2 separate regions of the Homo sapiens genome follow, and region 1 is linked to region 2. Evidence: chromatin loops called from intact Hi-C (ENCODE). Cell type or tissue: CD4-positive, alpha-beta T cell. All regions are shown on one strand. Links, peaks and the distances in the headings refer to the core of each region. The heading gives the core; the rest is flanking DNA.

What was found. Peaks named below come from ENCODE experiments on the same cell type or tissue, not always from the same donor. Only the 100,000 strongest peaks of a DNase experiment are listed, where the experiment ranks them.
Region 1: it touches region 2 in a loop (9-fold over the local background); 59 of 110 quality-filtered maps call a loop at or near these places.

Annotation. Positions count from the first base shown.
Region 1 is chr14:55,204,423-55,220,807 of GRCh38, forward strand. It overlaps LOC107984708 (a long non-coding RNA gene), which reads left to right. Exons shown (of 3, transcript XR_001750768.2): 2 at 2,551-2,674; 3 at 12,059-12,524. Among named protein-coding and RNA genes, the nearest start is that of DLGAP5, 21 kb to the left of the region's middle. In CD4-positive, alpha-beta T cell, for the core only: CTCF peaks have their summits at 8,827 and 9,057; a DNase peak (open chromatin) is centred at 8,859.
Region 2 is chr14:55,422,125-55,438,509 of GRCh38, forward strand. It overlaps TBPL2 (TATA-box binding protein like 2), which reads right to left. Exons shown (of 7, transcript NM_199047.3): 2 at 14,437-14,894; 3 at 13,723-13,810; 4 at 11,506-11,597; 5 at 6,683-6,850; 6 at 2,035-2,129. It also overlaps a transcript of FBXO34 not described here. Among named protein-coding and RNA genes, the nearest start is that of TBPL2, 10 kb to the right of the region's middle. In CD4-positive, alpha-beta T cell, for the core only: CTCF peaks have their summits at 8,176 (motif pointing left) and 8,403; a DNase peak (open chromatin) is centred at 8,187; H3K4me3 peaks cover 257 bases; H3K27ac peaks cover 228 bases.

The sequences.
Region 1 (16,385 bases), core at 5,151-13,150, 220 kb before region 2:
TGAGTAATAAGGAATCAGATAATTTAGAAATTATAAAAACATTAAAGAAAATCATTGACAACAAAATAGAAAAATTCAAGCTATATATAAATTTATATAAAATAAGAAAAATGGCCAGACGTGGTGGCTCATGCCTGTAATCCCAGCATTTGAGAGGCTGAGGTGGGAGGATCACTTGAGGTCAGGAGTTTGAGACCATCCTGGCCAACATGGTGAAAACCCGTCTCTACAAAAAACACAAAAATTAGGTGTGTTGGCACACGCCTGTAATCTCAGCTACTCCAGAGGCTGAGGCAGGAGAATCACTTGAACCCAGGAGGCAGAGATTGCAGTGAGCTGAGATCATGCCACTGCACTCCAGCCTGGGCAACAGAGTGAGACTCTCTGTCTCAAAAAAAAAAAAAGAGGGAAACATTTGCACAAAAGAAAGATAAAAAAGAACACCAACGGAGTGGGGAAATGAGAGAGCACAGTTAATATTACAGATGGAAGTTTGGTATCTAATATAGATAACTGAAGATACATTTCTCTGGAACATAACTAGTATTCAATGGATAAGTAAATATTTTACAAGGGAGAAGAATGAGAGCTAGGGATGAAATTTATCCTGCCATAAGTCTGCTAGGCCTATGTGATTAATGATTATAGTATCTTATACATTCTTTTATTCAAGATTTATGATTTACGCAAATTTGCTACATAAAGTTTAGATTACATGTAATATACATTAATAGAGATTACATATAGGAACTGTGATTTATTTTAGCAAAATGTTGGAATATATTATTGTTATTATTTTCAAGACAGGGTCTCACTCTCTTATCTGGGCTGAGTGCAGTGGTGCAATCATAGCTCACTGCAGCCTCAAACCTCTGGGCTCAAGTGATCCTCCCACCTCAGCCCTCCTGAGTAGCGGAGACCATGGGCAAGTGCCACCACTCCTGGCTAATTAAAAAAAAAAATTCTATAGAGATGGGGTCTCACTATGTTGCCCAGACTGGTCTCAAACTCCTGGGCTCAAGTGATCTTCCCACCTTGACATCCAAAAATGCTGGGATTATAGGTATGAACCACTGTGCCCAGCCTGGAATATATTCCTAAAAATAGTTTTACTAGATCAAATGACATGATTATTTTTGTGATTCTGATAATGAAAGGTTTGAATAATTTCATTTTCTGAAAAAAATCGTGCTCGTTACTATTGCTTCATCAGGCCAGGTACAGTGGCTCATACTTGTAATCACAGAACCTTGGGAGGCTGAGGCAGGAGGATCACTTGAGCCCAGGAGTTCAAGACCAGTCTGGGCAATGTAGTGAGACCCCATCTCTATGAAAATTAAAATTTAGCCAGTTTTGCTGGAGGGAGAATCACTTGAGCCCAGGAGATTGAGGCTGCAGTGATCCAGCATGAATGACAGAGTGAGGCCCTGTCTCAAAAAAAAAAAAAAAAAAAAGAGTGACAAAATAATATATATGTTGCTTTGTCACTAGTTATTTTTTGTTACTGTTTCCTTCTAGTTATTTTCCAAGTGTTTCTTCTTGGGTAAATTACTTGTTCATCTGTATAAAGTTAAGGATTTATTTAAAATGTGAACATTTTAGCAGATGCTTACATTATGGAAAGGAATTTAATAGTAAATTTTAAAATTGTAAAATTAAGACAAATCAGACCTTTAAAGAGTTACAGTCAGTTTTATTCAGAAGTCTCACTGAGGATTATAACCCGGGAGAGTTTCCTAGAGAATGTCTGTCATACTACTCCAATGCAGCACTTCAGTTCAGTTTTTATACAAGCAGTAAAAATACAGTGTAAAAAAAATTGCAGTAAAGCTTGAATGCAAGAGTACCTTTGGTTCCAGTTTGCAGGGGCATAATCTTGCAACACCTTGGCAGGCTTTGTCTTATGTGTCAGAAAAGGCAAGGACCAAGGTCATTTATCTTTTAAGGAGTGTAGTATCTCAGGCAAGAGACTGGGGAGCTATGTGCTGTATCCCATTTATCATCTTTAAGGCATTCTTTGGAGAGCTGCATTTTTAACAGAGTCAGGGTGACTGCAAAATTATGCTGGCAAGCAAACATGGCTTCTTATGTTTGCTACTCTGTTTCACGAAAGCCAAGATCTACTGCCCGTGGGCATATTTTAACATGAAATGTTTATTAACTATATCTTATAAATATTTATGAGGTAGTGTGTTGAAAAGGAGGTAGTGTTATTTATTTTTAATTAAACTAACTGTTGTTAGAAAAGTATTACATTTGCATAATATCAAGATAAGGATAAAAAACTTGAAGTGAAAAATAAAATCTCCCTCCTCTGCTCAACTATCTCCTCCCCAATCCTTAATTCACTTCCCAGAAATCACCCCTGCTAAGTTTCTGCTTTTAGTTTAACCATACTTACCTACTTCAAGATTTATCAAGTTTACGCAAAATCTATTGATTTTCTACTATGAAAGATTAAGAATTTATCATGACCTACCTACCCCTCCACCTCTGGGCTTATTTGTAGTTTATATTTTTCTTCTTCTTCTTCTTCTTTTTTTTTTTCAGAGACAGGGTCTTGCTTCGTCACCCAGGCTGAAGTGCAGTGGCACAACCATGGCTCACTGCAGCTTCAAACTCCTGGGCTCAAGTGATCCTTCCAACTCAACCTCCTAAGTAGCTGGGACTACAGGTGCGTACCACCACACCCAGCTAATTTTTAATTTTTTCGTAGAGACAGAGTCTTACTATGTTGCCTGGGCTGGTCTCAAACTCCTGGCCCCAGCAATCCTGCCTCAGCCTCCCAAAGTGCTGGGATTACAGATGTGAGCCATTGTATGTGGCTTTATTCACTTTAAACAATGTATTTAAATGTTTAAATGTTGCTTTATTCACTTTAAACAATGTATTTAAATGTTTAAATGTTGCTTTATTCACTTTAAACAATGTGTTAAAATGTTTAATTCTTTATTTATCAAATTTAATATGGATTGAATAACCACAATGAAAGATAAAAATACTTTCTTTCTACTTCTCTTCCATCTGCTTCTCAATTTTTTTAGTTATATTAATATGTGTCTGAATAATATTTATGATATTTGTATTTCTCCCTTTCCACTTCTCCATTCAAGCAAGTAACAGCCTCTGAATTTTATCATATCAGGTAGGTATGGGACAGGGAGGAAAGTGGAATTAGTCTGTGCAATTTTTCCTGGATTTTGTTTTCTGTAAAACTAAATTCACTGAGAAGTGCAGGATTGAAGGGAAGCAGCGTGGTGACTGGGAGATACAGGAGGTGGGGAGAGGCTTCTCCCCTAGAGATTCCATGAGGGTGGGTGGTGGTGAAAAGGTATACAGGATTCAAACATTGCTCCATGGTGGAGCTCCAAGGAGGAGGCTCAGAAGGGTTAGATGTGTTAGATATCTGGGGAAGGAAGGACCCTAGTACAGGGTTCCCAAGCTTAGCTAAGACTCTCATGCCTCACATAGGGCCACAAAAGTCCCAAAAGAGCAAAGATTTGCAGCATGGGAAACAATCATTCGTTGAGGCTCTGTTACCTGGGTACAGAGATCACTCATGATGGGAGGGTCTCCCTTTTCTCTGATGCTTTTGTAACTGTGTGCCATTGACCAGACCAAGGGAGGGCAGAGTAACCCCAGGAATGTCTGTGATTACATTTCCCATCAAGCAGGACCTATGAGGGAGGTATGGGGAGAAAGAGGACATTTCCTAGATGCAGAAATTAAGTTGAAGTATAAAAAATAAGGTGGTATTTCTTGCACACTTGAATTTGTTGAGATTTTACATGCGATTCTTTAATATAATTATTAAATATCCTGAGCTTTGGGTATTGTTATACCTGAAATTGAAAATCAGTAGATAGCACTTATGATAATATGATTGCATAAGTATTATTCACTATAAACAAATATCGTGATTGGACTAAGCTAGAAGGAAACTTAATCTTATGACATTAAAACTTTGCTGCTGAAATCTTTCCTTCGTTTCTGGTTCTACTTAGCTGCCAGCATAATCGCATAACCTGATACCTTAGATTCCTTCTTTTGCACTGAAGAACTTCCTCAAGTCATGCTTTTTCATATCGGGAGCTTAAATGGTATCTTTTTTTACTTCCGAAATGTCTTTGTCTTGTCCTCATGCTTAGTTAATAATAATGCTGAGTTCCAAAAATTTTTTCCTTAGACCTTTGAAGATATTACTCTTTTTTTTCCTATATTCTCACCTACTTTTTGTCCACTGCTGTAACATTGATTAAGGGGGGTTAATTGAAGTCTACCTCTAGGGTATTTCTAGTTCTCCTTGTAACTCCTACAGTTTTTGCTCTGAGTGTTGATGCTGTTATTTGGTGTATAGATTTTTTTTTTTTTTTTGAGACGGAGTCTTGCTCTGTCGCTCAGGCTAGAGTGCAGTGGCGCGATCTCAGCTCACTGCAAGCTCCGCCTCCCGGGTTGACGCCATTCTCCTGCCTCAGCCTCCCGAGTAGCTGGGACTACAGGCACCCACCACCACGCCCGCCTAATTTTTTGTATTTTTAGTAGAGAAGGAGTTTCACCGTGTTAGCCAGGATGGTCTCGATCTCCTGACGTTGTGATCCGCCCGCCTCAGCCTCCCAAAGTGTTGGGATTACAGGCGTGAGCCACCGCGCCTGGCCGGTGTATAGATGTTATAACTTCATTGTGACTATCTAGTTTAATGCTTTTTTCTTTTTTCCTTTCTTTTTTTTTTTTTTTTTTTTTTTTTTTTTTTTTTTTTTTGAGATGGAGTCTCCCTCTGTTGCCCAGGCTGGAGTGCAGTGGCGCAATCTCAGCTCACTGCAACCTCTGCCTCCGGATTCAAACGATTCTTGCGCCTCAGCCTCCTGAGTAGCTGGGACTACAGGCCCGCACCACCATGCCTGGCTAATTTCTTGTATTTTTAGTAGAGACAGGGTTTCACCATGTTGGCCAGGCTGGTCTTGAATTCCTGACCTCAAGTGATCCGCCTGCCTTGGCCTCCCAAAGTGCTGGGATTACGGATGTGAGCCACTGTGCCTGGCCTCTAGTTTAATTCTTTCTTTCTTTTTTTTTTTGGCCCAGATTCTGCAATTATTCTAAGTCTGGCTTTCATTTTTCTCTCAGGCCCCAATTCTCTTATAGCCCACTTCTCCCTTTGAATTTGCTGATGCTGAACCTGGAGCTTATCTGAGGCTTTCTTGGAAAGAACCTGGCTTGTCTTTGGTGTTCTGAGATGCAATTTTTTCTCTTTTGATTTTTCTGGAAATTCAAACCTATCTGTGTTTTTCTTTCCACATAGTTATCAACATTTCTGATATATTGATGATACTCTAATTGTTTTCCACTGTTATGTGTCTGTGCTTTTAAAAAAAATTGTCTTGGTTATTTAATGTGACTTTTAACGCTTAAAAAAGTGGAGATGTATACATTTGTTAACAATGCCATGAAAGCATTTTCTTTCTCCTGAGGAAAAGTGAATTTCTTACCAGAATATCTGGCTGATCCTGTAATTTAAATTAAAATAAAATTTTGGAGAAACAGCAAAACAAATCAACAAACAAAAAACTGTCTTGACGTTTCCGTGGGAGGTATAGAATTAATCATGTGTGTACAGTCTACTGCAGCTTGACCTAGAACCTTTCCTATGAGAGATTCTTAATAATAAGCTCTGCATCTATAGGAATAAAACTTAATTTAGTGGCCCATCCATTTATTTCTTCCCTCTCTGGGTCTTCAACATGCATTATATGTGCACACTAAATCATTTATTCCTTTTTATAATTTTCCTTAGTATTCATTAAGCTGGCGGGGCACGGTGGCGCACATCTGTAATCTCAGCACTTTGGGAGGCCAAAGAGGGTGGATCATGAGGTCAGGAGATTGAGACCATCCTGGCTAACACGGTGAAACACTGTCTCTACTAAAAAAAAAAAAATACAAAAAATTGGCCAGGAGTGGTGGCATGCACCTGTAGTCCCAGCTACTTGGGAGGCTGAGGCAGAAGAATCGCTTAAACTGGGGAGGTGGACATTGCAGTGAGCTGACATCGCACCATTGTACTCCAGCCTGGGCAAAAGAGCGAAACTCCATCTCAAAGAAAAAAAAATTTATTTATATGTATATATATATATAATGAATATATATATATATATAATGAATATATATATATAATGAATATATATATAATGAATATATATAATGAATATATATATAATGAATATATATAATGAATATATATATAATGAATATATATAATGAATATATATATAATGAATATATATAATGAATATATATATAATGAATATATATATAATGAATATATATATAATGAATATATATAATGAATATATATAATATATATATAGTGAATATATATATAATGAATATATATATAATGAATATATATATATATAATGAATATATATATATATATATATATATATATATATTCATTAAGCTATCAATGCTTGGGTTCTCTTTTTTCCCTATCCTGAAAATGTAAAATACTGGAAAGACGTATTTGAATAATGTATCCCCAATGAGCATTAAAAAATTTCAGCATACAGCCAGGCGCGGTGGCTCATGCCTGTAATCCCAGCACTTTGGGAGGCCGAGGTGGGTGGATCACGAGATCAGGAGATCGAGACCATCCTGACTAACATGGTGAAACCACATCTGTACTAAAAATACAAAAAATTAGGTGGGCGTGGTGGCGGGCGCCTGTAGTCCCAGCTACTCGGGAGGCTGAGGCAGGAGAATGGTGTGAACCCAGGAGGCAGAGCTTGCAGTGAGCTGAGATCGCGCCACTGTACTCCAGCCTGGGCTACACAGCAAGACTCCGTCTCAAAAAAAAAAAAAAAAAAATCCAGTGTACAATTTAAGATATATTGTTATTGTTATGTAGCTGTTATAGATTGCCATAATTCTAAAGGGAATTACAGTAATTTATAGTCAGAATACAGTTTATAATGAAAATATACCAGTAAGTTCAAAGATTTGAATAAACTAGTTGCATGTAATTTTATTCTTTCTTTCTTTCTTTCTTTCTTTCTTTCTTTCTTTCTTTCTTTCTTTCTTTCTTTCTTTCTCTTTCCTCCTTTCTTCCTTTCTTTCTCCCTTTTATTTTTTTCGGGGTTTTGCCATGTTGCCCAGGCTGATCTTGAACTCCTGAGCTCGGGCAATCCACCTACCTTGGCCTCCCAGAGTGATGGGGCTACAGGCATGAGCGAGCCCATCAGGCCTATTCTCATGCTTTCTATACATTACCAGCCTCAAGACATTTTACAGCTAGTGGCTAATAATACTTGAAATATCTGCCAACCTAAAATGCAAGGAAAATTAACATAGGCTGTTGTATAGTAGACCATGACATATAAATGGAGATGCAAACCCAGTGCTGAAGCTGTGTCTAAAACAGAATAATAAGATACTCCTGGATTTCTGAAGCTATTTAACTACCCCATTCTCTTCACAAAGCAGAAAGGAAAATAACACTGACAGATGGTACCCAGTGCTACAAAAGACAACAATACTGTCTATTCTAAACAGATACAAAGTAGTGATTTCACGTTTTAAAAAAGACACCAAGAACAGTTTTCACCATTGCTTTTGACCAACTCCTTCTTATCTGCCCTTCAGATAAGGACCCCTTTTATCTGCCCTTCAGAGTGATACCCAAATTCCAGCTCATGGAAAGCCGGTAGTAATCTGGACTCCATCTTCCTCTGAAGCTTTATTTCCTAGTAGTTACTCTCCTGTTGGCCATGTTCTAACCACATTGAGCTTCTTTCTGTCTGCTTATGGACAAGTCAAGTTTCCATTCCCCATACCTTTCTCATGATGTTCATTCTACTTGAAGAGTCATTCCTCCCTCTTGTTGCCTTACACACACTTACTCTTTTTCAAGACTGAATCCGAATAATATCTTTTTGGGGAAAGTCTTACACAAAGAATCAACATTGACCTTTCCAATGTTTAAGAAATATGTTGTGCCTTTATTACCATTGGATTGTGCCATATTTCAGAGATTAAAGTTGGCCTGCTGGGCTTGAACACCATGACTTTTACAAAAATCCTGTGTTTAAATAAAATTCATATTGATGTAGGATTTTTTACTCCTTAGCTCAGCTAGATCCGAGTTATTGTCTCATGACCAGGAAAAATTAGGCACGGGAACATCAAAGAGTGAGTGGAATAGAATTTATTAAGCGAAAAGGAATGATCTCAGCAAAAAGAGCGGTCCTGAAAGCAGGTTGCTGGTTGTCTTCCTTCATAGTTGAACACAAGGGCTTCTATATCCGCTGATGGGGCTGGGTTCCCTATTTGCATAGGGCATCAATTCTTGGTTGGCTCCACCCCATCTTTCCAGTGCGCGTGCGGGTCCTTAGTCTGAGCCACTCCACATTGATTTATTTCCTTACTGCGCATGTGTTAAGGGACGGAATTTTTCATTGCGGGCATGTTTGGGCAAGCCTTCTGTGCACAATGAGCTTGGCGGGTCGGGGGTTCTCCAGGGACCCTCCCCTATCTGCCTAGGAGAGTTCTCTGCCTCCTGCCTCTATCAGTATTCTCATGTCAATGCCAGGCTGCAATCATTTTTTTCTTTATATGCTAAATATACAAGTAGAAAATTATAGAATCAATTTAACTGTAAACATGTAATGTCATTATGTACATGATCTTAAATTATCCTTTTGGAAGATAAGTCTTTTTCTTTTTTAGTAGAAATATTAGGTCCTCTGTTTTCATTGTTAACCACATCAGAATCTGTATTATTACTTTTTATTTTGGAAATCAATTGCAGTACAGCAGGCTTACCATATGGTGGCACCCAAAAGCCCAGAAACCAACATCATGCGGCCCAGTATTAGACATGTGTTCAAAAATGTAGGCAGTCAGCTTTCTAGTAGGTAGCAACAGGAAATAAAGCGTCGTAAGACAGTCATCTTAAGAGGGTGCTGGAAATGTTCTACATTTTTATCTGGGTGGTGATTACATAGGTGTATATGTAAAAATTCATAAAGCTGTATTTTTATTTGTTCATTTTATTATTTGTATGTTGCACAACAATAAAAAAATTTAGGCTGGGCACAGTGGTTCACTCCTGCAATCCCAGCACTTTGGGAGGCCGAAGCGGGCGGATCACTTGAGTCAGGAGTTTGAGACCAGCCTGGCCAACATGGTGAAACCCCGTCTCCACTAAAAATACAAAAATTAGCCGGACGTGGTGGCGCGTGCCTGTAATCCCAGCTAGTCAGTAGGCTGAGGCACTAGGATCGCTTGAACCCGGGAGGCAGAGGTTGCAGTGAGCCGAGATCATGCCATTGCAGTCCAGCCTGGGCGACAGAGCAAGACTCTGTCTCAAAAAAAAAAAAAAAAAAAAAAAAAAAAATTAAATGACTATAAATGAGAACCATTTTATATAAGCCATCTTAAATTTTTCCCTATTAATGAAAACAATAACAACAGATTTTAGAGAGTACTAAATATTAGCAATTTTCCTGCATAGTATGAAACTATTTTATGATAGTTATTTTATTATTTTATTTTTTCTTTTATTATTCCCATTTTACACATGATATAGTTATTTGGGCTCATTTCTATACATTTAAAACATTAAAAAATTGTCAGTTTAAGTTAAAACTGTACCATCAGCGCATAACAGTACAATGGATGAATAAATTATGGGCACAATCACATATTGGAACATTTTTATACAAAAGAAGAATTAAAGAACCACAGCTGCATGCATTGACATGGATAAACTGCCAGGCACGGTAGCCCATGCATGTAATCCCAACACTTTGGGTGGCTGAGGTGGGAGGATTGCTTGAGCCCAGGAGTTTAAGACCACCCTGGGCAACCTAGTGAGACCCTGTCTCTAAAAAAAAAAAAAAAAATTAGCCAGGTGTGGTGGCATGTGCCTGTGGTTCCAGCTACTCTGCAGGTTGAGATAGTAGGATCACTTGAGCCTGGGAGGTTGAGGCTGCAGTAAGCGGTAATCATACTGCAGTACTCCAGCCTGCGCAACAGAGTGAAACCACGTCTCAAAAAAAAAGGACACGTTTTATAAACACAGTGTTGGGTGAAAGAAACAAGTCACAAAGATCACTTACATAGAAACTTTTGTATAAAGTTCAAAAATAGTCAAAATGAACTATATTGTTTATGGATGCATATATAGGTGGCAAGCCTAAAGAAACACCAGACAGAATGATTATCATAAAAGTCAGGATAGTGGTTACCCCTTAAGGGGAAGGAGAATGATGCCATCCGAGGAGAGGAACACAGATGGCTTCTAAGGTACTCGCATAGTCCTTCTATTGCTATATTTCTGGCCTGGCGCGGTGGCTCATGCCTGTAATCCCAGTACTTTGGGAGGCCAAGGCAGGTGGATCACAAGGTCAGGAGTTCGAGAACAGCCTGGCCAATATGGTGAAACCCCGTCTCTACTAAATATACAAAAATTAGCTGGGCATGGTAGTACATGCCTGTAGTCCCAGCTACTTGGGAGGCTGAGGCAGAAGAATCGCTTGAACTGAGGAGGCGGAGGTTGCAGTGAGCCGAGATCATGCCACTGCACTCCAGCCTGGGTGACAGAGTGAGACTCTGTCTCAAAAAAAAAAAAATAAAAATAAAATAAAATAAAAATATACATATTTCTTAACTTGAGTGGTGGTTACACGGGGTCTTACTTTATAATTGCTCTTTAAGTATAAAAGAGGCAGATCTAAAAGTAAAATTCCAACAGTCAGGTATTTTGTAGTCTGGAAAGTCCGTGGTATTACCCTTTAGCCAACTAAAAATTGTCATAGGCCCTTAGAATTATGTGTAAGGTTGCCAGATTTAGCAAATAAAAATACAGAACTACAGTTAATAAATATTCAGGGTTGTGAGTTGAATGTTAACTTCAGATAAAGAACAAGTTTCTAGTATAAGCATATCCTCATGCAATATCTGAGACATACTTATAATAAAAAACAAATCATTGTTTACCTGAAATTCACATGTTACTGGGCATCCTGTATTTTATCTGGTGACCCTAGTTATATGGCAAGTTGCACAAGCAGAAGCAGTTCATGGTGGCCCAGTGTAAGGAGTACCCAGAGGAGGCTCAGGGAAAGGGAAGAGAAGGAAGAAAAATCTTTAAGTAAATTAGCCTGACCCTAAGTTCCTATCTGAATAATTGTGTAAATGAATTTGCTGGCCAGGTGTGGTGGCTCATGCCTGTAATCCCAGCACTTTGAGAGGCCGAGGCAGGCAGATCACCTGAGGTCAGGAGTTCGAGACCAGCCTGACCAACATGGAGAAACCCTGTCTCTACTAAAATACAAAATTAGCAGGGTGTGGTGGCGCATGGCTGTAATCCCAGCTACTTGGGAGGCTGAGGTAGAAGAATCGCTTGAACTCGGGGGGCGGAGGTTGCGGTGAGCTGAGATTGTGCCATTGCGCTCCAGCCTGGGCAACAACAGCGAAACTTCATCTCAAAAAAAAAAAAAAAAAAGAATTTGCTGAGTTCAACCATTATTGCAGTAGTTCATAGTAATGAATCTCCATGATGCATTGAATAATTTATATCAACAAAAAGCAAATGTTTGAAAGAGCCATCAGTGTTTCTCCTTAAAAAAAAACTCTCTCACTGCATCAGCCTCTCTTCTATTTACTTTGGATGAAGATATTGTAGATGATAGTCTTGATGATACTTTTCTATAACTAATTTTTTTTGTAATTTGTAGCCAATGCTTAGAAGTGAAGTTGCAAGGTAGGTTGTTTTGTTTTTCTTCTGCTAATACATGTATTCTCCTGATCATGTACCAGGAACTGACTTAGGCCCAAAGGACAGGATAATGTATGATACCGACACAGTCCCTTCCTATGGAGCTCAGAATCTAGGCCCTAGAAGACTGTAACGTGTGTGTGTGTGTGTGTGTGTGTGTGTGTGTGTGTGTGTGATGCACTTGGTAAAGCATTATCTAGCAACAGTGAATATCTGTTGTTTGTTGCATAGCATCCCACCTTCTTTTGGGAAACCATCCAGACTCCATTCTGTTATTTGGTTTAGGTGAAATTGACCACAAATCAATCACTACCATTGATGAAGATTGATTCAAGAATGGTCGTATAATCCAGTAAGAACTGATGAATGCCTGAGAGCCAATAAATAAAGACTTCTGGAAAAGAGAGGCATTCATTCTTGCCTTTGAGCTTTGCAAGGTGGTAAAGCTTGGTAATAGTCGCCATATAGCTAACTTGAGTGGAGCCATCAAGGTAACCAAGGCTGTCAGACACCCCCAGAGAGAATCATTCACATGTGCAAAGGATGAACTCAACACCCAGAAGAAGCATCCTAGTGACATTGGGCAGCTCTGATTCAAGAGGAACCTGAAACTACTCACAGAATTCATTGAAATTGAGCCAATAAATTCATTCATTTCTTAGGGCGGCTTCAGTTTTCTGTCATTTGCAGCATAAAGATCTGGTGTAATAAAAGTCTAGGAGGAAATAAAAGATTTCTTTCCTATTCTCAACCTCCGGTTTCATCTCCTAGAGATAATCACTGTTTCTTACAGACATATGTTTGCAAACATGTATCTAATGTATGCCTTTTAATGCAAATAGGATTGTATTAAATATATAGTTCCACCACTTGCTCTTTTAAACTTATGTTGTATTATGGGCATCTTCCTTTGTCAACATATAGATCTACCACTTTTTCTTTATAGTTGCATACAATTCTATAAATTAGATGTATCATCAATTTAATCTCTTCCTTTGATAGAAATTTAGTTTTTCCTCAATTTTTTACTTTGACAAACATTACCTTTATACGTATATCTTTGTGCACTTGTGCAGCTATAAAAGGAAAAAAAAATCCTAAAAGTGAAAGTGCTCAAAGAGAATGTGCACTTAAAATTTTTGGCCTCCAGAATTATTACAGCAATTTATACTCTTTTCAGAAACATGAGGCTACGTTTCCTAGTGCTGGTAAAACTGTGTTTGATAAACTTCAGAAAAGTTTGCCAGTACGATAATGAAAAGCAGTATTGTTTTCTTGATTTGCATTTGTTTAGTGAGTGCATATATATATATACACGTGGAGACATACATGGAGCGACACATACATATTTAGGCTATTTTATAACTTCATTAACTATTTTAATGTAAATTTTTTATTCATATCCTTAGTTGATTTTTCTGTTGGGTCATTTATCTTTTCCTCATTTATTTGTCTTTATATATTAAGAAAATAGATTCTTTTCTCATACGTATTTTGAATATTCTTTTCAGTTTTGTTGTTTGTCTTTTTGGTAATTTATTTCTGAATTTCTTTTTCTATTAAATGTTCTAAGTAGAGAAAAAACAGGAGAGGATTATATAATGAGCACTCATACAGCCACTACCTAGTTTTAACATGTTGTCATTTTGTAATATTTGCTTCAGCGTTTTTTTTAAAAGAAAAAATGTTGCAGATACAACTGAAGTTCTTTCATACCCTCTCCAATTCCATTCCTTTCCACCCCTCCCCAGAATAACTAGCATCCTGAAGGAAATGTGCCTGTGTTTTTGGAAACCCTTTATACCCCTCAAATACCCCTCACATGAACTATTTAAATATTTTCCTTTGTCTTTCAGGAAAAAAAAAAAGAAAATGTTAAAAAGACAGAAATAACAAATGGGGCCAGGTGCAGTGGCTTATGCCTGTAATCCCAGCACTTTGGGAGGCTGAGGTGGGAGGATCATCTAAGGTCAGGAGTTCAAGACCAGCCTGGCCAACATGGTGAAACCCCATCTTTACTAAAAAATACAAAAATTAGCCAGGTGTGAGAAGCTATTCTCAAACTGTGCGAGCCTCTTGACAGATGTTGCTAATAAAGAACAGAGAAGAATCTGCCCATCAAACTTTCCTCAAATGAGGTCACTGAGTTATGATCAGATGGCATCATTATAATTTATTTCAACCTCAGAAGAGGTTATTTTTTTAAGGTCATAGTATCTCTTTCTGTCCACTTTGAAGCATATATTAGTTGGCATCAAAGCCCTCCATGTCTGCTTCTGTAAAAGGTCATGGTTGAGGGAGTTGGGGGTGTTCAGGCCTGCTTGGACACATGAAAAATGAAGAAACTTCATAAGCACTGTGATGAAACCAACGTGGTCATGTCTGAACATTTTTGAAGAATGAATTTTAAAACAGTTTTTAAAAAACCCACAAGCCTTTTGAATGGTCTCCAGTTATTTGGTATGCTGAAACTTCTACCTCATTGCTTTTTCTTTTCTATTAAAGTTTTGTTTGTTTGTTTGTTTAGAGCTAGTGTCTCACCCTGATGCCCAGGCTGATCTCAAAACCTTTTGAATGGTCTCCAGTTATTTGGTATGCTGAAACTTCTACCTCATTGCTTTTTTTTTCTGTTAAAGTTTTGTTTGTTTGTTTGTTTGTTTAGAGCTAGGGTCTCACCCTGATGCCCAGGCTGATCTCAAACTCCTGGGCTCAAGCAGTTCTCCTCCCGAAGTGCTTGGATTATAGGCATGAGCCACCATGTCCAGCAACTTTTTTTTTTAAAGGACCCAAAATAGGCCTAGTGTAAACAAGTGAGTCACCTCCAGTTTTGACAAGTACCTTAAGCATTATAGGAAGGGTCTTCAAAAAGTTTTTGGAAAGTGCCTTTTATGAAAAAAAATAAGAATGGATTTCAAAATTTTTTGGCACCAAAGGAAACTCACACTATCTTGTCATAACATGTCTGAACAGAATCTAGTTTAAGACACTAAGAAGAATAAGACATCAGTTTGAAAAGAGCCCCTCTTGGAGCAACATAAATTCTGCTAAAATTGAAGCAAAAACAAACATCATATTTATGGTGAAGTGAAGCTTGAGTGGAAGAATGGTTAAATCACTGATGCTTTATGAAAAGACTATGGGGACAATGTCCCAAAGAAATCAGCAGTTTACAACTGGATAGATCATTTTAAGAAAGGACGAGACAGTGTTGAATATGAAGCTTGCAGTGGCAGACCATCCACATCAATTTGCAAGGAAAAAATTATACTTTAAGAGCACCAGTGATGAACAACAGAAACAAAAACCAACACCACAGACATCTCAATTGGTTCAGTATACACAATGCTGACTGAAAAATTAAAGTTGAGCAGTCTTTCCACTTGATGGGTGCCAATACCATTGCTCCCAGATCAGCTGCAGACAAGAGCAGAGCTTTCAGTGGAGATTTTAAGTAAATGGGATCAAGATCCTCATGCCTTTCTTTGAAGAATTGTAACAGGAGATGAAACATGGCTTTAGCAGTATGATCCTGAAGACAAAGCACAATCAAAACAATGGATACCAAGAGGTGGAAGTGGCCAGACAAAGCAAAAGTGAACTGGTCAAGAGCAAAGGTCATGGTAACAGTTTGCGGGGATACTCAAGGCATTTTGCTGGTTGACTTTCTGCTTATCGTGAGAGTATTTTCAGAAAGTTAGGAAAGCTTTGGCAGAAAAATGGCTGGGAAAGCTTCACCAGAGAGTCTTTCTCCACCAAAACAATGCTCCTGCTCATTCCTCGTTCAAACAATGCAATCTTGTCATTGTTTCCATGGGAAACCATTAGACATCCACCTCACAGTCCTCACTTGGCTCTTTCTGACTTTTTTTGTTTCCTAATCTTAAAAAAAATCTTTAATGGGCACCCGTTTTTCTTCAGTTAATAATGTAAAAAAGACTGCATAAATTTCCAGAACCCTCAGTTCTTTAGGGATGGACTAAATGGCTAGTATTATCTCTTACAAAAGTGTTTTGAACTTAACGGAACTTATGTTGAGAAATAAAGTTTATATTTTTTATTTTATATTTTAATTCCATTGTTTTCATGAACTATTTGAAGTCCTCCAATACTTCTATGGTTTTATGCTTCTTCCACAGATCCATGTTTTTTAAATTTTGAATTATTTATTACTTGAGACAAGGTCTTGCTCTGTCATCCAAGCTGGAGTGCAGTGGCATCATCATGACTCACTGCAGCCTTGACTCCCAGGCTCAAGGGATCCTCCCACCTCAGCCTCCAAAGTAGCTGGGACTACAGATGCACACCATCACACCCAGCTAATTATTTTTATTTTTGTAGATATGGAGTCTCACCATGTTGCCCAGGCTGGTCTCAAACATCTAGGCTCGAGTGATCCTCCTGCTTCAACTTCCCAAAGTGCTGGGGTTCCAGGTGTGAGTCACGATGGCTGACCCTAACATTTTTAAATAATATATTTTTGTAAAATGTTAACATTTATATAAATTGCATCTACTTTGCCTGTCATTCTGGACTTCACCGTTGTTATTCAACGTGACCTCAAAACTTATCTTTGGTGATACATGTAGATGGAGTTTATTTATTTTAACTAATG
Region 2 (16,385 bases), core at 3,995-11,994:
ACATATGTAAAAGAAAGGTCAAAAGGAGTCATCCAAAATTAATGAGAAGATATGTAGCGTTAAGTTGGTTGGCTAGCTATTTGGGACTGGGGCATGGAGATCAGTTTGGCTCAGGCCACATAAACTTGGCATTCATTATGGTAGAGGAGAGTGAAATGTATAAAAAGACAAAAGTAGACTACGCGATCTCAGCTCACTGCAACCTCCACCTCCTAGGTTCAAGCGATTCTCCTGCCTCAGCCTCCTGAGTAGCTGGGATTACAGGCGCTTGCCACTATGCCCAGCTAATTTTTTTTTTGTATTTTTAGTAGAGACAGGGTTTCACCATGTTGGCCAGGCTCATCTTGAACTCCTGACCTCATAATTCGCCTGCCTCGGCCTCCCGAAGTGCTAGGATTACAGGCGTGAGCCACCGCGCCCGGTCATAAAATAGCAACTTTCTGTAGGTGGGGCACAGTGGCTCACACCTGTAGTCCCAGCACTTTGAGAGGCCAAGGCAGGTAGATCACTTGAGGCCAGAGGTTCGAGACCAGCCTAGCCAATTTGGCAAAACCCCATCTCTTCGAAAAATACAAAACATTAGCTGGGCATGGTGGCATGTGCCTGTAGTCTCAGCTACTCAGGAGGCCGAGGCAGGAGAATCACTTGAACGCTGGAGGTGGAGGTTGCAGTGAGCTGAGATCGCGCCGCCATAGTCCAGCCTGGGCAACAGAGTGAGACTCTGTCTCAAAAACAAAAACAAACAAACAAACAACAATATATATAGCAACCTTCTGTAGAATGACATAGAAAAGAGTCTGAACCATTCCCTCAAGTAGTTTTAAAAAGTGCTATTTATGCAAAAATTATTTAAAAAAAAGCCAACAGGAAAAAATAACAAATATAGCAAAGAATAATTTGTCTTTAATAGTATTATAGTAAACTCAAATCCCGAGAAAATACAAGCTAAGTAGACAAAAGGATAAGTTATGTCATGTACATATTATTTACAAGAGACAAAATGCTATTTATTGGATGTGTTGAAAAATGGTCGATTTCTGTCTCTGATTACCGGTGGGGTTAAAGTAGTGAGATAATTTTTACATATACAGTTAAAGTTTTCTTTGGTACCATTTTGTTTGGAATGCTGCCAAGCATTTGGTAAAAGATATTTAGATACATTGCATTTAAGACCATGTGATACAGAACTATGTCATATATCCCTTTAAAACAATTGGGCGATTTGTTCTAAGAACAAAATGGACATAGCCTTAAACGAAAGTCCCATTTCTGAGTGTCCACACTAATATCATAATTGTCTACAGGTAAAAGCAGCCAAATGTCTGCCCTTCATAAGTAGCAAACAAAGAAGGAACATTTACCTATCTAGCAATGGGACAATACGTTTGATTCAATAACATGTTAGAATGGGTTCAGCAAAGGTAGGTCTGCTGGCTAAAGCCATCCTGCTGCCTGATTTTGTTAGCCTATGAGCTAAGAATGGTTTTTATCTTTTTCAGCAGTTGGGGAAAAAATATTACATAACACACATAAATTATGTCACGATATGAAATTCACATTTCAGAGCCCATTCCTTTATATAATGTAACATTCAGAGCTGCTTTCACACTACGATGGCAGTGCTCAGTAATTGTGACAGACCCTGTGGCTCACAAAGCTTAAAATATTTAGTATTTGGCCCTTTCCAGAAAAGAGTTTGTTAACCCCTGTGTTAGGACCTTGTGTGGCCATTAAAAGCCTTTATGAAGAGTTTGTAACAGTAAGTTTAAGCCATATATGTTATCATGGATAATTCTGTAAAAAAATCAGGATGTAAAGATGAAATACTTAATAAAATGACATAAAAACATGAAAAAAATGTTGTTTTAGGTACTGGGACCTATGGGTGATGTTATTCCTTTCTTATTTTTCATTCCAGGTATTCTGTATAACAAGAATTACTTTACCATGGTGAACAAAGGTATTTAAAAGAATAAGCAAAGCACATGCATAGCAATTACATTTTATGAGTCAGAAAATAATCTTAGCACTTACCTGTCAACACAACTTTTCCAGATACAAAGATAAGCAACACAATTCGTGGTTTTACCATTCTATAAATAAGACCAGGAAACAGTTCAGGCTCGTAACTGTTAAGATGTAAAAGGAAAATGTTAAAAATAGCACTATTCAGCTCCTTTCCCATAACATGTAAGGCCCAGTATATTAAAGTGCATATTAAAGCAGTTGTAAATAAGTTAGCTATTTTATCAAAAACTTTTTAACTATCTTGATGAAGAGTCTTGAGTGTCCTAGGTAATATCTTATGGAAGTTAGGAACATAATTAATTTTGGGTCATAACACAAGTGCAAGCTATCCTGGATGGTTATTAGAAATCAAGGTAACTTAGGGCATCTGATTTAGTGTATTGAGAGCTTGTTGGTTAAACATCCTCTATCTTTTCAAAAAAGTCTGTTAATAAGAATACATAATCATGTTTTTCTGGGTTTCCAAATTCTCCAATAATAAACATATTTTGTATGCTTTTACGAACTGCTGAAGTTAACATTTTTAGCAGATAGAACCTAAAAATATTTCTAGGCCACTGCTATTTGTATTTGAACAGGTGCTATATAAATAAAGAAAATCCAATTATCCCGAGTTTTTACAATTCAGGATTTGTTGCTATAAATAGTAACTCATATTTACTACTAAATATAAGCTGGCCACTCCATGGAGCGAAAGATGATAGCACTTAAGAGCTTCTTCTCCACACTCCAGCCTGGAGAGGAGGGCAGATTCTTAGAAAGGCTTGAGGAACCTACCAAAAAGAAGTCAGGAAGTGAGAGGAGGTGAATAAAACTATTCTCAAAGCAGTGGCTAATGGACAAGAAATATAAGAAAAAAAGACATCCAAGCAATGGAACACTAGCATCTTTGCACTTAAAGGGTGAATCCAGACTGCATGGAAAAGCTCCATTCAGTTCAGCAATGAACAAGACCCAAAAACAACAGCAGATGTGGAACCTTTTACTGGCTCCAGAAAGGCGCATCTTGAAGTGAGTCTTGCCCATCTCAAGTATAGGAGGTCATTGTGGGTGGAACTGTCTTCTGGAACATCACTCTGTCTTACTGCAGGGAGCCTGTCAAGACTTTCTCCCACTAACCACTTCCCAACACTGGGGAGACCATGACACTAGGGGGAGCCCTGAAAAACCCTCCAGGGCTATGAGATCCAGGCCAAGAAAATGAAGGCTGGAGACACAAAAAGAAGATTTCCATTTGATCTTCCAGCTAAATTTTAAGACTTAGAAAAGAGAAAACAAAAACTTTGGTATGTAAATGATATTGAACTGCATTTAGCTTTTAGAACCATGGTTTTAAGATTACCAGTATAATGTGCTCCCAATTAGGAATATACTTCATTTTATTTATTCTCTGCCTCATTCCAAAAGAAGGCTGAGGCAGAGAAAGAGAGTGGTTTTGGTTAGGGATGGAGAACATTTCACAAAGATTGAGAATATCGAACACCTGCCAATTTCTTGGCCAACCCAACTTTGACCCATCCTTCAAGTCTCATTTTAAATGTTACTTCCCCAAGAAAATCTTCCTTGATCTCTACCCACCCCCAATTACATTAAAGACCCTGCTTTATGGTCTCATAGCCCCTGAAGGGCCTTACCTTCACAGTCACCATGTTTCATTACTGTCATTGACTTGTCCATCTTTTCTTTTAGACAGTGATCTCTATGTGGGCAAGGGACTATAGCTATATTGCTTGCCATTATCATCCTAGCATCTGCTACATGGTAGTCACCTAGATCTTATTCATATAGCAAGTATTTATATCAGGATACCTTTGAATTAAAAATTAAAGAGGGGGCCGGGTGCGGTGGCTCACACCTGTAATCCTAGTACTTGGGAAGTCGAGGTGGGTGGATCGCCTGAGGTCAGGAGTTCAAGACCAGCCTGGCCAATATGGTAAAACCTCGTCTCTACTAAAAATACAAAAATTAGCCGGGTGTGGTGGTGGGTGCCTATAATACCAGCTACTCAGGAGGCTGAGGCAGGAGAATCACTTGAACCCTGGGGGGTGGAGGTTGCAGTGAGCTGAAATCATGCCACTTCACTCCAGCCTGGGCAAAAGAGCAAAACTCCATCTCAAAAAAAAAAAATAAATAAATAAAATAAAGAGGGAAAAATTCTCATTGACAACTGTGGAAATGATTATGTCATAGAAAGATTACCAGAGAAAGTGCCTGGTAACAAAAGGAGATACTTGTATTATTAAATGTTGACATACAAATTTGCAGAACCTGGGAAACTGAATGACCTTAGGGGTTTAACACAAGGCAAATTTGGCCTGATAATTATAACTGATTATGTAGCATGGTTCCCCACAGAGCTACAGACAATTAGAGAGGCCTCATGTTAAAAATTCAAATCTTCTAAGAGGTGTTTTTAATGTTCCCAGTGTCAAGAATACACACTCTGGAGTTGTAATCCATAACCTGAGGCTGACAGCCGAATGGAGAGGATGAGGGGGAGGCAAGAATGAGACTAGAAATAGAAAGTTGTGGGAATACAAAGCAAGCTTCCTGGCCAGATTAAAAAAAAAAAAAGAAAAGAAAAGAAAAGATGACTGAGATCATAAAACTGTCCCAGGAGGAAGATAGAACAGGGATGGGCCCACTCCGTCTGATGTATTCTCACTGCGCCTTACTGGCAACCCTTCCAGAAGCTGGTAGTAATAACAAGGGGCACCTATTCTAGACTTAGATCTGCTCTGCAAGGAAGATGCTGGTGAAAAAGAAATGAATGGACACTTGGGAAGAACCACACACATCATTTTCGAGCCCTGAATGGCCAGAAGGGAATGCTAAGTCTAATGTAGACACAACCTTAGAGTTCGGGCAGAGCTCTTGCAGATGTACACTAAGCCGATTCAGAGAAAGATAGGCTGGAGGCTCGTGACTTGAGAGTCTGGAAGATAAGACAACTTAAGCACTGGGAGACTCTTAGAAACAGGCTTTATTAGGAAATCTGCAAATTATGCCAAGATTGAAGGAAGAAAGATACCTAAAGAGGCAACATGTCTTACATGGGGGAATGGGAGGACTTTATAGGGAGCTCAGATTTTTAAAAAATGGGGTATATTTAGGCATTCAATAGCATACAGTGAAAAAACTGAAGAAAAAAGAAAACATAATCAAGAGAAAAATAAACATGTCAAAAGAAAAATAAGCATATCATAAAAGCTGAATCTCAGAATGAATGAAAATATTTTAGAAGAAAAAGGAATTTTTAACTTCCATTCAGATCATATCTGAAAGGAAAGCTAACAAATGTTAGGGAAAGCACAGCAATATGATCCCTATCTACTCTATTGACGGGATAATCATTCGATGGCCAAGAGAAGATAAGGCGTTGGAATGAAAGAACTTCAGTTCCAGCTTGGCCAAGAGAATTTAAGAGCATCTGTGATTAACCCAGGCCAAGTGCCCTAGCCCAGGTGTATATCTTGGTGAGTCAAGGGGTTTGGTGTCCATGAGTCACCCTCCATCCCTGCTCTCTGAGGGCCTGGGATGGGAGAGCCACCAAAACGGCTGGGGGCGGGGGAGGAGCACTAGCTGTTGAGACGGGAAGTCTGAAGTCAGGAAGGCTAGAGATATTCCCTAGGAAAAGGAATATACTACAGGCAACATTGTGTTGCGGGCTGCAGCTATATACACACACACACACACACACAGATAGGGGACAAACTAGTTAGGATTGCTTTTTTTTTTTTTTTTTTGAGACGGAGTCTGGCTGTGGCCCGGGCTGGAGTGCAGTGGCGCGATCTCTCACTGCAAGCTCCGTCTCCCGGGTTCACGCCATTCTCCTGCCTCAGCCTCCCAGGATTGCTTTCATAGAACGTGCTACAGCATTCTTTTTTCATCTTCTCCCCAATCCATTCTCCCCTCACCAGCTGTCAAGCCCCTTCCTACCGGCCTAGTCCATTTCACATGCCTTATCTTTTTTTTTTTTTTTTTTTTTTTTTTTTGAGACGGAGTCTCGCTCTGTCGCCCAGGCTGGAGTCCAGTGGCGCGAGGTCGGCTCACTGCAAGCTCCACCTCCTGGGTTCTGGCCATTCTTCTGCCTCAGCCTCCCGAGTAGCTGGGACTACAGGCGCCCGCTGCCACGCCCGGCTAATTTTTTGTATTTTTAGTAGAGACAGGGTTTCACCGTGTTAGCCAGGATGGTCTCGATCTCCTGACCTCGTGATCCGCCTGCCTCGGCCTCCCAACACATGCCTTATCTTGCCAGTGTCATTGCCAAGCTACGTTTGTATGCTTACAAATCTGTAGATTACTGGATCTCAATGTGTGGGCCTCTGACCAGTAGCACTGTCATCACCTTTGAGCTTTTTAGAAACACAAATTCTAGCAAAATCTCTGGTGAAGAAACCCAGCCAGAGATGTGTGCTTTAATAAGCTAAGTGATTGCTAAGCAATGTAAGTTTAAGAACCATGGTTTCAAAAGACTGGGCACATGTGGTAACCTATGAGAACTCAGGCATAGCATCTTAATCTTTTCACTATTGTGTCCCCCGCCTTTTTTTTTTTAATCACAATTTCTCTGAAAGATACTTTACGTAAGCAACCCATAATGTAACTTAAATATCTTGGTAAATTCAAAGTTCAAGCTATATAACCGTCATACCTACTGAACTGCTGATGGGTTAGCACCAAACCTTCCAGCCTGATGGGAAATCTCACATCACAGCTTCCAACCATGTTCTGAATTTTAAAATCGAGGAATCTGGCAGGGAACCCAAGCTTCTGCACCACACGAGCATATTTTCTTGCTGCAAGTCGAGACTGCTCTTCACTGGGGAGGGGCAAATATGTTTAAAGATGTCTTAATCGCTACATCCTCTCAACTACTGGTGTTGTATTGGATTGTTACCATTTGTACCACGTTTATCTTTCAATGTATACTATGAAGCTGTAGGCTTTGTGAGGAGGACTTACTTCCCATACTTTCGTCCCTAGCACCTTATAAAAGGTCTTGTAAAATTGTACAGCTGTTGAACAGAATCATAAATTTTTGTCTTCATTTGTCACCTTTCATATATGAAGTACTTTTACTTTTACTTGGGTGTTATTTGCTAAAACGATTCCAAGGATTCGCAAAGTGTGTCCCCAGACCAGCAGCTTCACCTGGGAACTTGTTAGAAATGCAAAGTCCCAGGTTCCACCTCAGACATGCAGAAACTCTGGGGGTGGGGCCGAGCAATCTGTCTTTTAACAAGCCCTCTAGGTAACTGTGCTGCTCACTGCAGTTTGGGAACCATTCATCCAGTCTCAAAGTATGTCCCATTTAGAAGAGAACAATGGCTGGGCACAGTGGCTCACGCCTGTAATCCCAGCACTTTGGGAGGCTGAGGCAGGCAGCTCACCTGAGGACAGTAGCTCGAGACCGGCCTGGCCAACATGATGAAACGCTGTCTCTACTAAAAATACAAAAAAATTAGCTGGACATGGTGGCGGGCACCTGTAATCCCAGCTACTCAGGAGGCTGAGGCAGGAGAATCACTTGAACCTGGGAGGCAGAGGTTGCAGTGAGCTGAGATCGCGCCATTGCACTCCAGCCTAGGCAACAAGAGTGAAACTCCGTCTCAAAAAAAAAAAAAAAAAAAAAAAGAAAACAACAAGAAAAAATAAGGACACATGCATACAAAAAAAAATCGCATATAAGGAGGTAAGATATGTGCTGATTGAGTGGCACAGACAAGGTATCAGTTCTTGAGTCTTTATTGGACACACTGTCCAAAACAACCACATGAAAATACCTCAAAACCCCCCTTGTTTTGCTCGGCTTTCTCACCCAATCTTCAATTCAATTCAAACTCAACACAAGAAGGACAGGAATTTGTCCTACTCTGTGGCTATGTCCTTTAAGTGTCTGTCCTGCTGCACCCCTAAATTCATAGCAGAGCCTGTGGAGTCCTGAGAGGTGAGGCTTCATTTCTCCTTAGGTATTTTTCAACTGTTAGTGACAAAACAAAACAGTAGGTAGCAACACCTGCAGGGTGAATCAGGTGAATTCCACCCCCCTCATGGGTTTGGCCCTATTTTTAGGCTGTAAATCAGAAACACCTGAAAGAAAAGCCAGTTTGAACTTGTTTGCCTGGACTAAAGCAAGTGTTTGATTCTCTTATCCAGATCCTTCACCAACACTGCCCCCTCTTGGGTATTCGTTACTACATACATGTGTCACCTCATTTAATGTTGATTCTCCTCACCCACTTTAAAAAAAAAAAAAAAAAAAAAAAAAGAGATTGGGTTTTTGCTCTGTTACCCAGGCTGGAGTGCAGTGGCATGATCATAGCTCACTGCAGCCTTGAACTTCTGGCCTTAAGTGATCCTCCTGCCTCAGCCTCCTAAGTAGCCTGCAGGGGCATGCACCACCACACCTGCCTAAATTTTTATAGAGACAGGGTCTTGCTGTCTTGCCCAGGCTGGGCTCAAACTCCAGGACTCAAGTGACCCTCCCAACCTCAGCCTCCCCAAGTACTGAGGTTACAGGTGTGAGCCACTGCACATGGCCATCTGTTGATCTGGTATCTACTCACTAGATTGACTACAGCTGCACAGCACTGCCCTTGGCTCTCTTCACCCACTTCTCACTCTTGAAATGTCCTTAGCAAGGCCATGTCCCCAGGTTAGCAGTAAAATAAACTGTTTCCATTTTGAACTACATTTTGCCTAACTAATCTATTACATTTCCCGTAATGTAAATAAGTTCAAATTTGTTCAAGTTTGCATAGTCCTGTAGTTTCTTGGGATATCAGCTGTGATATTCTAAGGACACAGAAGTTTCTATTGAAACAACTAATAGTTGAAAGTCTATATACATGTTCATTGTACAAACATTAGAAAGTAGTTTAAAAATCTTAAAATCTCACCCATACTGGTGTTAACTACCTAAATTTGATCTTCTGCACTTTTCCTACGCAAACACAGGTATCCCTCATACTCTTGCTGTTACAACAAAAGAGAATAGGTTTGGATAAAATGTGGAGATAATACTGGCACCTCTTATTAACTAAATTCTCACAACTCACTATCCAAAACTTCAAAACCAAATATATTTGGATAAAAAGTATCTCTTATTATCTGAACTCATTATCCAAACTTTCACTATCAGATTTTAGGAATAAATTCAGATAAGAAAAGACACTCATGAATGTGTGTAATATGTGTAACATGAGCATATTTTACAATGAAAGTTGGATAACAAACACCATTTAGCTGCTTACTTCTCCCTCTGCAATCCAACTTAATACAATGTGACCATCCTTTCAGCTCAGTATGTGTACTATATGGCTAATACAATTTTACTTTATGACTTCAAATTGAAACCCTATTATTAATTAGGTTTTCCCTGTTCTATTGCTGAAATGAACATTATTACAGACATCTTGCACAACTGTCCAATAATCACTTTAAAATGGAGATTCCTGGGATCAACATAAGAGAAAGTCCAGCAATGTACTCAGACACATGTGAAGAACTTAATATGTAAAAACAGATTGGGGGAAATGTAGTAACAATGGATCCTTCAATAAATGTATCTGAGTACCGACTGATCATTTGGGAAAAATAATTATCTTACATTGAAACAAAATTCTAGATCTGCTCTGTCCAATTAATATAAATTCAGTCCCTCAGTTGTATTAGCTGTATTTCAAGTGCTCAGTAGCCACATCTGACTAGTGGCTATATCATTGCATTAAACAGTGCAGATATAGAACATTTCCATCTAGAGAAAGCTCTAAGTGAATCAAAATACCAGCTATCCTTTTCCTATCACAAAGCAGGACCTGAAAAAGACCAAAAAATATATGAAAGTCAATATTTGTATAATACTGTGCACAAATGCCTTAAGGGCAAAGCCAAATGTAGAAAACAAAGAAAAAAATGGGATAAAATGAGTATACCCTTCAAAATTTGTGTTTTTTAAAAAACCCACCATAGGCCAGATGTAGTAGCTCACGCCTGTAATCCCAGCACTTTGGGAGACCAAGGTGGGAGGACTACTTGAGCCCAGGAGTTCGAGACCAGCCTGGGCAATATGGGGAAACCCCCGTCTCTACAAAAAAAAAAAAAAAAAATTAGCCAGGCCTGGTGGTGCATACCTGTGGTCCCAGCTACTTAAGAGGCCGAGCTGGAAGGATGGCTCCAGCCCGGGAGGTGGAGGTTGCAGTGAGCCCAGATCACACCACTGCACTCCATCCTGGATAACACAGTGAGACCGTGTCTCAGAAAAAAAAAAACAACAAATAAACAAACAACAAAAAAAACACCATAAAATACCATAAACAGTAATCTGAGAAAAAATATTTACAGTATAAAATGGTGAAAATAGTTAACAAAACAAAAACAAAAGATAAATCTCTCCATAGATAACTGAGCAAATGACATAGCAATTTCTGCACTTCTAAAAAGTTATTTAATCTCACTAGTAAATCAAAGAAATGTAAAACAATGTAACTTTTTGTCAATCAATTTAGCAAATATAAAAAGAATATCGACACCCAGTGTCCACAGGATAAAATGAACACTTAGTACATTTATAGAGCGAGAAATTGGCACAACTTTTCAGGAGGAGAATTTGCTTCTTATCTTTTAACACCTACAGGAGAAAACAGGCTCTGCCACTACAGAGTTATGGTGAAAGAATACCCATCAACACAGGGCTTCCTCTGCGTGAGATCCAGGAGAGATGAGATTTTTAAGGGATGCCTCCTGAGCTAATGCAAGCTAATGCTCAAGGAATGTCTAATTGAGCTCCTTTAGAAAGTTCTATCCATTTATCTGCAATGAGGAAAATCCACAATAACTACTTCCCCAGACTTATAACACACTTCATCATTACTGTAACTTAAAAAAAATTCACCTTAGAAACAAGTTGTAGCAGCGCAGTTAAGTCCCCTCGGTTTAATAGGGGAAACTGTAAAATGGGGATATGTCAGTATTTTATTATTTTTTTTAATAGAGACAGGGTCTTGCTCTGTAACTCAGACTGGACTGCAGTGGTATGATCATAGCTCATTGCAGCCTCAAACTCATGGGCTCAGGTGATCCTCCCACCTCAGCTTCCCAAGTAGCTAGGACTAGAGGCATGCACCACCACATCCAGCTACTTTTTAGATTTCTCTTTTTTTTTTTTTTTTTTTTTTTAACAGAGATGGAGTCTCACTGTGTTGCCCAGGCTGGTCTCAAACTCCTGGGCTCAAGCGATCCTCCTGCTTAGGCCTCCCAAAGTGCTGGGATTACAGATGTGAGCCACCATGCCTGGCCCAAGTCAGTATTTATAGGAGTGTTTTTAACCCAAAATGTGGCATTTCATTGAATAAAGTCTTCAGCAAAGAAAGGCATTTTGCTTCTACTATGTGCTTTAGCACATTAATTCTATGCTTCCTTGTTTTACATACTAAATTGTTTCTCTGGTAGGGGTGGAGGGATGATTCCTCATACCTTTTGGCTCCCGTGCAGACCATCTTCCCAGAGCTAAATATAAGGGCTGTTGTCCTGGGCTCTCGGATCCTCATTATGACAGCAGCAAACCTCTATACCCAGAAACCAAAAGAGAATTAGCCTCTGCTAGGAGTTAACATTATCCCAGTTGAAAAAGCCGAGCTGAATATGAAAATCTCAAACAGATTGGATGGGAAAACTAAATGTCTGGGTCTTTTCTCCCTACATTAAGGTTAACAAAAATAATGATGATTCTAAAATGTACTTATTAACAGGTAAAAATAATATCAGTAACTCTTAAATTTGAATGCCTGTTATGTTTCAGTTCCTATTTATTCTCATGATAGGATGAACTTGTGTTTATTATCCTCATTTAGTGCTCAGGGAAAACAAGTAGCAATATAACCTCCAATATTACACAGGAAGTGGTAAAGTTAAGATTCAAAACCCACACTAATCAGATTCTCTGCTTTTTACTTTGACACACTTCCTTTTTCTTTTGAAGAATCTTTTGGGAAAAAAATAAGTATGTTAAAGGCTCACCAAGACTTCAGAATGTACTGAAAAATGACCAAAATGCAGAAGAGTCTGTATGATAGGCATGCTAAAGATGAATGACAGAAAGTTGATGTCAAGGTTCTTGCCTCTTATAGTTCTCAAAGTGTCATTCAAGACCAGCAGCATCAGCAAGCCCTGCAGGTGAGGCTGACACTCGTGAGGGTAGGGAACCTCTGGCCTGCCACATGGACGTGTCATCAAATGGCCTGCTCCTACACAGATAGTCTCTTCACCCCAACTCCTCTCCCCGGTTAAGCTAGGAAGGAAACTGGGGTGGGTGCTAGCTTAAGGGCCAAGCCAGAATTTCTCTGGGTGTCAAGCACAAGTTCAGAGAGATCCTATACACTCATCCCCAGCCCTGCCCACCCCTACCCCTCGTCCAAAATGAGAGGTGTGCTGAGGATGGTGGACAATAAAAGTTGCCTAAAATGCTGATTGTTCAATAATGTGATCACAGCTGCAGCTGTGAGGATCTTAGCTCATCTTTGTGTCTGTCCTCACCATTGTCAGCTGTATGAAATATCAAAAGGAAAGCTTTATTGTATTCGGGTAACATCGAGGTAACATTTAAATTCAGATGTCAGCAACAATACTAGGGCAACAGCAAAAACAAATAATAGTTGATGCCTGCAAGGTCTCTGGGTTCCTACGAATGTGACCTTTTTTCATCTAATTCCATAAATCCTCCACCACCTAAGCCAGTGAACTTTTTCCCAGTAGGAAGCAGGTCTTACTCATCTTTGTACTCCTAAGTACAGAGCCTGGCAAATCGTTAAAAGTTGATAGGATTGACAAACCCAATTACCCTAGGTAAACAAGCCATTGAAAACAGGATGCCTGGCCTTGGCAGGATACAAGAAAGAATAGATTTTATTAAACTTTGAGGAGGACGAAAAAAAAAATCCCTGAATCTTACATTAGTAAATAGGAGCTTGAACTTTATACTTTAAGCAGTTTAGCCTTCTCAGATAAGAGGAATTGTAATGGAAAGATACATAAGTGTCAGGTAGCTGAGACAACATTTGGCAAAAATTATTTCCAGAAATTTGATGGCATTTTAAGATAGTTAGCATCCCAATAGTCAGGTGAAATTTTTTTTTTTTTTTTGGAGACGGAGTCTCGCTGTTACCCAGGCTGGAATGTAATGGCATGATCTTGGCTCACTGCAACCTCTGCCTCCTGGGTTCAAGTGATTCTCCTGCCTCAACCTCCTGAGTAGCTGGGATTACAGGCACCCGCCACAACATCCAGCTAATTTTTGTATTTTTAGTAGAGACGGGATTTCACCATGTTGGTCAGGCTGGTCTCAAACTCCTGACCTCGTGATCCACCTGCCTCAGCCTCCCAAAGTGCTGGGATTACAGGAGTGAGCCACCGTGCCCAGCCTAAGTGAAAAATTATAATCATACTAAAAAATATTTTTGAATGACAAGGGAGAGAGCTTATCTTTAAGGAACTGCTCAATTACTGCTTTATTCAGCATAAAGAATGAGATTATTTTTTATAACTCAAAACAGATATTAACCCTGAGTTGCCAAAAGCTTTTTCAGTAACAATTTTTTAAGAAAAAACAGAGGAATTAGTCAATATCATGATCATATTAAGAAAAGTAAATCTAAAGAGAAGCTAATTATTGGAAGGAATACTGAGAAATGTTACCTTTGGGTTATATTCTGCATTTTTTGCATGCAAAGCTATTTTCTTCAGATCCAACTTACAGGCCAGGTTTACAGTGGAAACTATATTCCTGAAGAAATAAGTCAGTTTAGAAACTTATATCAGATATAAAGAGTAAAAAAAAAAAAAGACAACTTATTTTCTCATTTCTTAGGTTATACCTTAGCAATTTCCTAGGGGGAGAATTATTCCAAATGTGAAATACATGACATGATTCCTAGTTAAGTGTAAAATCCCAAAGTGAAGTGCTAAAGAGCCTTTCCTAAAATTTCATGACTAGCTGCTAAAATTAAGTTTTAGATCTTTTTTCAAAACAATGCCTCAAAATAGAAATTACAATTCTGAATCAATTTGCAAATCAAACTCAATTTTACATCTTTATATCCTTGGTGTTTATCCAACCCTACCCACAATTTTCAGCAACTACAGTGCTGTAGTATAAACAATACAATCCTTCAAGAATGCATCTATTAATCTTTAAGTCCCCTCCGCCCACCTTAGAGGTCAAGAATTAGTGCTTTGCCTTACAGATAATCAAACTGTCTAAAGCCACAATCCATTTAGAACTGATAAAACAAAGAATTATGAAATCTGAAATTCTCTTCCCTACTATTATCCTGAAATTAGTTGTCATCGCATTCAGGAATATAAAATGTGTACCCAATGTGCTCAATTAAAACAAAAATAAAAACTTACTGTAGTTGAGGTACAATTCCACAACATTCTGAAATAGGGGTCATTGGTGTCATGGGAGTTATGGATGCCAGAGACAAGGAGTCGGAGTTTGGTTTCTCAGGAGAGGGCTGGACTGAGTCAGTATCACCAGGGTGCAGCTGTGAATGGGAATTTGACAAACTGCTGCTGTTTAAGCCCAGCCCAACGTCCTGTTCGCTGGGTGATGGCAACCTACTTTGTGGACTTTGGCTTTCAGAATTTTCTTCAGTTTCGTGTTTGCTAATGACAGGCTGGTCTTTATTTTCCTGGGTAACTTCATCTGGTAGGAAGCTAAGATCCACAGATGAGAAATCACCAGATGTTTCTTTGACTTCAGGGTTCGAATTAAATGCAGTATCCGGATTGGATGCATTCAGTATGTACATATCATAAGGTACAACTGGGCTGAACAGGGGAGACCTGGGTGGGGCAAGGCCATCCTAGGCAGTTCCCAAAACAGACAGACAAAAACACAACAGACAGAACAGCATGTTACACAAAAGGGATGTCACTATGGCAGGCAGGCAGGCAATGTATTCAGTGTAAGAGGCAGTTCAAGATTGCTTGTATTCATGCACTGCTTTTTTCTAGAAAATGCCATTAAGATTCTACTACAGGCCAGATGTGGTAGCTCACGCCTGTAATCCCAGCACTTTGGAAGGCTGAGGCAGGCGGATGGCTGGAGGCTAGGAGTTTTGAGACTAGCCTGGCCAATGTGGTGAAACCACGTCTCTACTAAAAATGCAAAAATTAGCAGAGCATGGTAGTGCCTGCCTGTAATCCCAGCTACTGGGGAGGCTGAGGCATGAGAATCTCTTGAACCTGGGAGGCAGAGGTTGCAGTGAGTCGAGATCATGCTACTGCACTCCAGCCTGGGTATCAGAGCGAGACTCCATCTAAAAAATGATTCTATTACAGTTACAGCACACTTAATGGAAACAGAAAAGAATATTTTAAAATGCAGAAAAAGCATTCTTCATAAACTATCTTAGCTACTTTGGTTAGATCTCTAGTAAGTTGCCACTCTCTAAGTCCAATTTTGCAATAGAGGCAATTGAGCAACCATGCTCTAAATTGTTGTATACTTTGAAGAGAACAGATATACTGTATTATTTAAGTTAATTATAAACTTTAGTTGACTTTACTTTGAAATAATTTTGAGTTTTAAATGTAAATAGAATAAATGAAGGAAGTTTAAGATATAGTTGAATGCTAATCAAGACTCACTAAAGACCCATGGTTATTCCTTCTAGGCAAAGGCGTAATAAGAATTCTTGTAATGTTCTAGTTAGAAGAATTTACACTAGGAAAAAAGTTATTGAAACTTAAATGGTAAGAATAGTGTAAATCAATTTATTTTCAGTCCAGGGAAGGCTGCTCAACTACCATTATCCAGCAACGGAGAGAATGATGTGTGCACCTGAGGAAAGCAACTAATGTAAAATTCATGGACTTTATTATGGGAAAAAATCGATTAGCTTGATAAATGCATTACCACCTGCTTCACTCAAGTTACGGGCCTGGACTCCAGATTTTGAGCACTGCTTGCAGGAGAAACTCAAAAAGATCTTATTTCTTTTCTGACCACTGAAGGGTCAGGAATGCACCGTGTTGCATCTTCTCAGTGACAATGCTACCTCCGCTAATGTACGTCTGACTGGAGCCTATTGGAGTGTTCTGTTACTACAAGTCCAGCAGGTGGCAGGGGTGACTAATTGTTTAAAGAAAGCACTTAGAATTAAAAACAAAATCAAGCTATTCTCTTGAAATAAGATTTTTGACCTCTATTTCATTATGAATACATGATACGCTCCCATCTTTCCCCACCCTCAACCCACAGAGTGGCCTAAGAAAAGTGAGATGGGGACAATGGGCCCCAATTCCACTGCAGGGTTTCCTTGGTCTCACCTGTCCCAGATGTAAAGGGTCTC